Regions from separate parts of the Homo sapiens genome. Here all the other regions are linked to region 3. The links are chromatin loops, found by intact Hi-C in ENCODE. Cell type or tissue: GM12878. All regions are shown on one strand.

What was found. Hi-C counts contacts between places; a loop is a spot of excess contacts. Peaks named below come from ENCODE experiments on the same cell type or tissue, not always from the same donor. Only the 100,000 strongest peaks of a DNase experiment are listed, where the experiment ranks them.
Region 1: it touches region 3 in a loop (4-fold over the local background); 6 of 110 quality-filtered maps call a loop at or near these places.
Region 2: a loop joins it to region 3, with 4 times the contacts of the local background. A loop is called at or near these places in 2 of 110 quality-filtered maps.

The regions. Positions count from the first base shown.
Region 1 is chr6:6,683,353-6,685,852 of GRCh38, forward strand. No RefSeq gene overlaps it. Among named protein-coding and RNA genes, the nearest start is that of LY86-AS1, 62 kb to the left of the region's middle. In GM12878, no CTCF peak of the experiment used is centred here; DNase peaks (open chromatin) are centred at 1,279 and 2,109; H3K4me3 peaks cover 754 bases; H3K27ac peaks cover 2,218 bases.
Region 2 is chr6:6,583,469-6,585,968 of GRCh38, forward strand. All of the region lies in intron 1 of LY86-AS1 (LY86 antisense RNA 1), which reads right to left. Among named protein-coding and RNA genes, the nearest start is that of LY86, 4.0 kb to the right of the region's middle. RefSeq lists an enhancer at 1,615-1,724. In GM12878, a CTCF peak has its summit at 1,409 (motif pointing left); DNase peaks (open chromatin) are centred at 542 and 1,443; H3K4me3 peaks cover 2,124 bases; H3K27ac peaks cover 2,230 bases.
Region 3 is chr6:6,797,373-6,799,872 of GRCh38, forward strand. All of the region lies in intron 1 of LOC101928004 (a long non-coding RNA gene), which reads right to left. Among named protein-coding and RNA genes, the nearest start is that of LINC03055, 87 kb to the right of the region's middle. In GM12878, a CTCF peak has its summit at 1,144; a DNase peak (open chromatin) is centred at 1,277; H3K27ac peaks cover 1,954 bases.

The DNA.
Region 1 (2,500 bases), 110 kb before region 3:
TTGCAACACTCTCCCCCACAATACCTCCTCCAATCCCTCTCCTATTTGGGGACCCCAGGCAAAGACCCAGGACTCAGGCCTCCCTGGTTATAACATCCCACCTGCCTCAGCCTGGGTTTCCCCCAAGGCAGAGCCTCACCAGCAGGTAGCTTATTAGAAAGAGGGCACAGGGATCAGGGGCGAGGCAAGGAGCAAAAGTCAATAGACCAATGAGTTAATAAGTCGGCCGCCAAGGTGGATGTCTGGGGGAAGATCTTGCCAGGGTTGTCCCAGCAACCTACAGCGTGCACCTTAGAACTGTCTGCCTGAGGGAAAAAAGGCAGGAACATTTAGCCATCGGCTCCTTCCCCTAGCTCCTCTGCTCCTTATTTCCAGGTAAAGCACATACGAGTATTGGGTGGGTTGTGCCCGTGTCCCCCACCAGAGTTTAGGAGAACTGCAGTAGGAGGCAACCCAAGTCAAGGTGAGCCACTCAGGATGTGACTGATGCCATGGCCAAGATGAGAGATAGTTCTGAGAAAATGCAAGACTTGTACAAAAGCTGTCCAGCGCACCATTCCTGGGTATTCTTCCAACAAAGGCACTTCTTAGAAAGCTGTTTTAACCTTATGACACTTTTAAAATTATAGCATTTCAGAATCCAGGAAACTTGATATAGCTCAGGGAGAGTCCCAGTGCACATTAACATATTACATTCTCTAAAAAGTTCTGCAACTTCTTTATCTCAAACGCTTGTTCCCCATGGTTAATCATCAACCAGAAACAGACACTAGGTCATGCTGCAGGAAAGCTTCCATAGAAAGCAGCAGGTAAGCAAATTTCCTTCAGATACTTTTGTGCAATTGATTCAAAGAGGAGGGTCAGGAATGCCATTTCTCAGAGGAGTAAAGCTCATTCACGCAGAAACAACCTGATACCATCAACAAGAATGTCTATATATTGAAGGTCAAGAATAATGAAAAAACTCAGTGATAATATACACCCTGTTTGTGAGGCACTCATCACATTATGGAACATTCAGGCAGTCCTCACCTTGCATAGTTCCCAAACGCACGAATTTTCATTGCCCTGTGGCAACTGAGGTTAAATAACACCAGCCCCCTAACAACATGGTTCCAATTTCAGTCACCATTAACTGTGAGTGATTGCATGGGGGACAACCTCTGCTGCTTGCTCTGCAGTCCACAGACCACCACGTAATAACAGATGTGCATCATGATCAGTGATTAACCGCATCACGTCCTTCAGTCCTTCCGTGTTATCAGTTCCCACACAGACAGCAAAGCGTGTGGTCGTGCTGCTCTCTTGGCTCCCAGTGACAAACCCACGTGACATTTCACAGAAATGAATACTCAAGAGAGGTAGGTAGCCAATGAAGAGGAAAGTATAGCAAAGAAACAAAAAGTGAGAATGCAGGAGGTGAAAGTTGACTCAGACGTAAACGAGTTTAGAGAAGAAAGAGCTGATGGTGGGAAAGTTGATGCTGTTGTCTTTTGAGAGATTCTGGATGTGTCTTTTGAGGGACTCAGGATAAAGATGCTGGCAAAAACTTCATATTAAAGAAACTCTTGGAGATATTTCACAGCACTGAAAGTGTGCAGGACAAAATGTAGGAAGCCTATCCAAATATAGAAAGGAATGTGACAATTTGCCAAGGCATAGAAAAGATGCCTGGTCCATACTGTAAGTTTCACAATGAGAAGGTGGCAAAGCCCTTTTCAATTTACTCTCCATAAGTCTTTTACAAAGAAATAAAACACTATTTCTCAATGTTTCTCATTTTTTAAATTATGACAGGCTAAATAAGTATTCAATTTGCTATCTTTAAATGTTCTTATACATTTACGACCAGTAGTAAAACAGTTCTTAACACTTTAAAAATTTTTTGAAGATTATGAAACAATCATAATTTTCCTTGTTGCTTCTTAAAATTGCTTCACAGTTTCAACCTGCACAATCATTTCTTCAGTCCCACACTTTCGTGCAAAGCAAAGACTTTACAATGCTGTGATGTTGTAAAGAAAATTCCCGTTGTCCTACTCTGAATCATTTGACAAATGCAACTGAACCCACCACGATGGAGTTGTGTAATACCAAGGTTACATGAATCTTTCTCTCACATAGTTTGCAGTTGAGGAAGAGGGATGGCAAGTCAACCAACATAATGGTTAAGGCTGACATTGATTGATAGCTTTCTGTGTGCTGGGCACTGTGCTGGTCCTTTTGTTACAGTGCATTGCCTCCAAGGTGGAGCTTTAGGAGGGGGATGATAATGAAAACTTCGGAGACCATGGGGACTTCATCCTTTAGAGCTTGGGTCCTCGTGCCTGTGTGTGAAGAAAGGCCCAGCCAGGAAGGCAGCGTCCCTCTTTTCTGCCCACACCTACAGGCTCCCAAGGCAGGGCCAAGGTGGATGTGAGGCCTGAGACGGGAACTCAACACAGCAGTCCCCTGTCATAAGGACAAGACTGGAAGTTGGCCAAGGTTTGCCAGCATATCA
Region 2 (2,500 bases), 210 kb before region 3:
AATAAACAGCCAGCTGAAAGTATTTCAGAACACTTACTCCAATTTTCCTTGTGAAATCCAAGAAGCTTTTCAAAAAGCAGTCTCTTCTTTTATTAAACAATTGTACTAAAAATATTGTCTGTCTTTTCCCACTAAAAGTTAATCTCCCTGAGAACAGGAACTTTGTTTTGCTGTATTCCTGGTGCTGGGAAATGTAAGCATTTTGGAGGTGCTTAATAAATATTTGTTGGATAAATGAGTGGGAGAACCTGAAGCAAGCAGACAGATGAATTTTCCCTAGTTGTGTAGAAAGCATACAGTTGGTTTCTATACATTTCTATCAAATACATATACAGATTATGTGACATCAAGAGCCCAAGAGACTTTGGGGGCATCTCACACTTTCTGTGCAGTGAGTCTTCCAGAAGTCTGAGAGATCGTGAGAAAGACTACTGAAAAGCTTAGTAGGCTGGCATCAATTCCACAAAATACGTGTATAGCCCATATAACATAGGGTTTGAAACTAACTAAAAAGTAAAACCTCAGCAGTCAGTCAAGGGGGCTGTGAAACAGTGTTACACAGGAAGTTGCATGGTTTCCTGACTTCTACACAGGAGGGGAGCAGTTTTCAGGTTGCACTCAATCTAGGACAGCAGTCCCCAACCTTTTTGGCACCAGAGACTAGTTTTGTTGAAGACAATTTTTCCATGGATAGAAGGGTGGATAGTGGGTAGTTTTGGAATGATTCAAGTGCATTACATTTATTGTGCACTTTATTTCTATTATTACATTATAATATATAATGAAAGAATTATACAACTCACCATAATACAGAATGAATGGGAGGGCTGAGCTTGTTTTCCTGCAACTAGATGGTCCCATCTGGGGGTGATGGGGGACAGTGACAGATCATCAGGCATTAGATTCTCATAAGGAGTGTGCAACCTAGATCTCTCGCATGCACAGTTCACAATAGGGTTTGCTTTCTTATGAGAATCTAATGCCACTGCTGATCTGACAGGAGGCAGAGCTCAGGCGGTAATGCGAGCAATGGGGAGCAGCTATAGAGATGAAGCCTCGCTCACCTCCTGCTGTGCTGCCCAGTTTGTAAGAGGTCATGGACCAGTACTGGTCTGTGGCCCAGGGGTTAGGGACCCCCTGATCTAGAAGACAAAGGCAGGATGTGATCAAACCTGTCTCTTCCCACTGCAGTGTGGCAGAAACTCAGACAGGCCACAGAGAAAAAACCAAAGTAGCAGCGCTATGCAAAGGGAAATTTTTGCCTAATATAATAAAGATCTGAGGGAAATGAGAGGAGAGCACCCACAGTCGGATACAAATGATGAGGAAGGTACATTTGCCACTGGAGACAGAGTGCTACATCATCACTGTGTAGCGTCAAGACTAGTTAGGACTGTCTGCCATCTACTGGCACATGTAATGTAGGTTACATTGGCCCAAACCCCCTTTCCCTGACCTTTTGTGGGTCACAGAGTGGAGAGGGCTGTCACATTGCACACTGCACAGGAAGCAATGCAGAATCTGTTCCTAAGGGACCTTTGCTTGTCCCACCTGCTGGCAGGCTGCTTCCCTCCACTCCACAGCAGCCAATCACCTGCTTATCTCTCCTCTCCCCTTCTCTCCTCCTCTCCTCTCCTCTCTCCCCTCCAGGCCTTTCTTTTTTCTCCCCTCACTCCCTGGAGTATTGTATTTTCTCTTGTGGCACAGCTTCACCCTTACTTGCTTACATACATAGCTGGACTCCTGCCCCCAGAGTCTCACATTTGATTCTTTAAGTCTCTCCTCAAACAAACATTTTCTCCTTAAGAACGGCTTTAGGGATGGTCATCTTGATAAGAATATTTTTACTCTGCAAGAAAAGAAAGGCACCGTCCTCAAGAAGACCTCTATGAAAGGAAAGCAAGGGTGGGTGCAGTGGCTCACGTCTGTAATCCCAGCACTTTGGGAGGCTGAGGTGGGTGAATCACCTGAGGTCAGGAGTTCAAGACTAGCCTGGCCAACACGGCAAAACCCTGTCTCTACTAAAAATACAAAAATTAGCTGGACATGGTGGTACACGTCTATAATCCCAGCTGCTTGGGAGGCTGAGGCAGGAGAATCACTTGAACCCGGGAGGCAGAGGTTGCAGTGAGCTGAAATCATGCCACTGCACTCCAGCCTGGGTGACAGAGTGAGACTTCGTCTCAAAAAAATAAAATAAAATTATATATATATATATATGAAGGAGAGCAGTGTGAGACATGGAAGAAGAGGAGGATTGTCCAAAAAGTAGAAAAGAAATCTGAATGAGACCAGAGCACAGCTTCTTCAGCTACAGCCTGCTAAGAGATTAGAAGTCAGCATCAAAGCCTGACAGTATGTGTGTGTTTGGTTACCATTACGTAGACATAACCATATTTTAAATAACTACCATAAACCGATTCTAATTTTATTCTATAATTAGGGAATAGGACATTCTCAAAGAACACTCTGGCTGTCTTTATAAAGGTTCTAGTTAAAG
Region 3 (2,500 bases):
GGCCTGGCGGGAAGTATTTGGATCACGAGGGCAGATCATTCATGAATGGCTTAAAGCCATCCCCTTGGTGATGAGTGAGTTCTTTGAAGAGCTGGTTGTTTAAAAGTGCGTGGCACCTCCTCCCTCCCTCTCTGTTGCTTCCACTCTGGCCGTGTGATGTGCCCGTGTATGTGCCTGATCCTGCTTCACCTTCTGCCGTGAGTAAAACTTCCTGAGGCTTTGCCAGAAACCAAGCAGATGCTGGTGCCATGCTTCTTGTACACCCTGCAGAACTGTGAGCCAATTAAACCTCTTCTCTTTATAGATTACCCAGTCTCAGGTATGCCTTCATAGCAATGCAAGATTGGCCTAACATACCCATGCTTTCTCTCTAGCAGTGTTAACACCCTCCTCACAGTCTCCAGGTCACCCACTCTGTCCACCCCTTGCTGCCTCCCTGCGCCCCATCTCTGTGCTTTGAGCCCCTGGCCTTCCTGCTCTCCCTTTCATGCCCAGGCCAGCAGCTCCTCTTCCTATTAAGGACAAGTCCATGTTGCTTTTGCAGATGCTTGCTTCCAGTCAGGCTTCTTCTGAGGAAATGTATTCCACTTTCACATAGAGATGAGAGGAAAAATCAAAGTAAACAGACATAGAGAAAGCATGCAGTGTGCAAAGCCCCTTATCCCTACTCAATAAACAACTGCTAAAATCATGGTAACGATGCCTAACTTTAAAAAATTCAGTTCAGTTCTATACATTTCAGGCTTATGAACACTTGCAAATATTGCAGTTAAGATGTGTTAAACACCTCTTCTTTCATTAAAAAAAGAAAATCTCACAAATAAAATCCACAATAGTAATAGGTTTAGTGTACGCCCTTCTAAGCACAGTCAAGACAACCGCCTGTGTTCTTTTTCTACCTGACAAAATATAGCTGTCATGCTTTAGTCACAGAATTACAATGCTTTGCTTTCATGACAAAAAACACTGATTAGGTTTTTAACATGTGCCAGGTTCTGTGCTTGGGGGAAACCAAAATTGTGTGTCAAACAGTCCCTGGAAGCTGACACCATGTTCTGTAAGATGATGATAGAGTTCCAGAGCAGAACACCTCCTCACCCTGAAAGGCCTCACAATGCTCCATCAACGGTGATCTCTGCTGAGCAGAGGCACAAAGAGGCAACGTGACATTTGGTGACAGCAACAGACTAGGACTTGGGGTTTTGTCCCTAGGTGGCCCCTGCAGTTGCTGCTTTGCTTTTTAGGACATCTTTCTTGCTTGTCTCTGTGGGTAAATGCTGACTTATTCTGCAAAACCACACTCAAAAAATGCCTCCTCGATTCCCCAAGACCCAGAAACTTGCTATTTTGCACTGTTCACTGCAGCTCGTAGCTGCCACATTGAGTAATCATTCATTTGCAACTTTAAAAGGAAGAGAACTCACTCTATTCATTCTTGGAATCCTCATCTCCCCGCTCTGTCCCTCAGCACTCATAACACTGTGGCTGGCAAAGGAAGATGGTGGAAGCCAGATGAATAAAACATGAGTGGGTGGCAGAATGTACACCACTGGTGAAGGGGGCTCACTCCCTCAAGGATGTCACTTTGTTCACAGGTATCTCCAACTTTGGTCTCCTCCTCACCACTTCCCTCCCCATCCCAACCGTAAAAAGACATAAAGATGGCGTCCTAGTCCTTTTTCTATTGTTTATAACAGAATACTGGAGACTGGGTAATTTAGAAGAAATGAAATGTCTTTCTTACAGTTCTGGAGGCTGGGAAGTCCAGGGTCAAGGGGCTGCATTTGGGGAGAGCCTTCCTGCTGGTAGGGACACTGCAGAGTCTCATGACAGCACAGGGCATCTTGTGGGGAGAGAGCTCACTGGGCAGGCACAGGCCTCTCTTCCTGTCATAAAGCCAGCCACTCCCAAAACAACCCTTTAATTCATTAATCCATTAATCTATGAATGGATTAATCCACTCATGAGGGCAGAGAGCCCTCATGACACATTCACCTCTTTTTTTTTTTTTTTTTTTTGGAGACGGAGTCTTGCTCTGTCGCCCAGGCTGGAGTGCAGTGGTGCAATCTCGGCTCACTGCAAACCCCGCCTCCCGGGTTCAAGTGATTCTCCTGCCTCAGTCTCCCGAGTAGCTGGGACCACAGGCACATGCCACCACGCCCAGCTAATTTTTTGTATTTTTAGTAGAGACGGGGTTTCACCGTGTTAGTCAGGATGGTCTCGATCTCCTGACCTCATGATCCGCCCGCCTTGGCCTCCCAAAGTGCTGGGATTATAGGCGTGAGCCACCGCGCCCGGCCGACCCAATCACCTCTTGGGTCCCACCTCTCCATCCTGCCACACTGGGGCTTGAGTTTCCACAAGAGTTTGGGAGGGAGCAAACATTCAAACCATAAGCATGGAAAGAGTCTCGTCCGTGATACAACAGCCTTCCTTGAACATTCCTTCTCAGCCATCGAAAGCCTTTTGAAAACTGGCTGCTTGGCTTTCATGTGGCCAG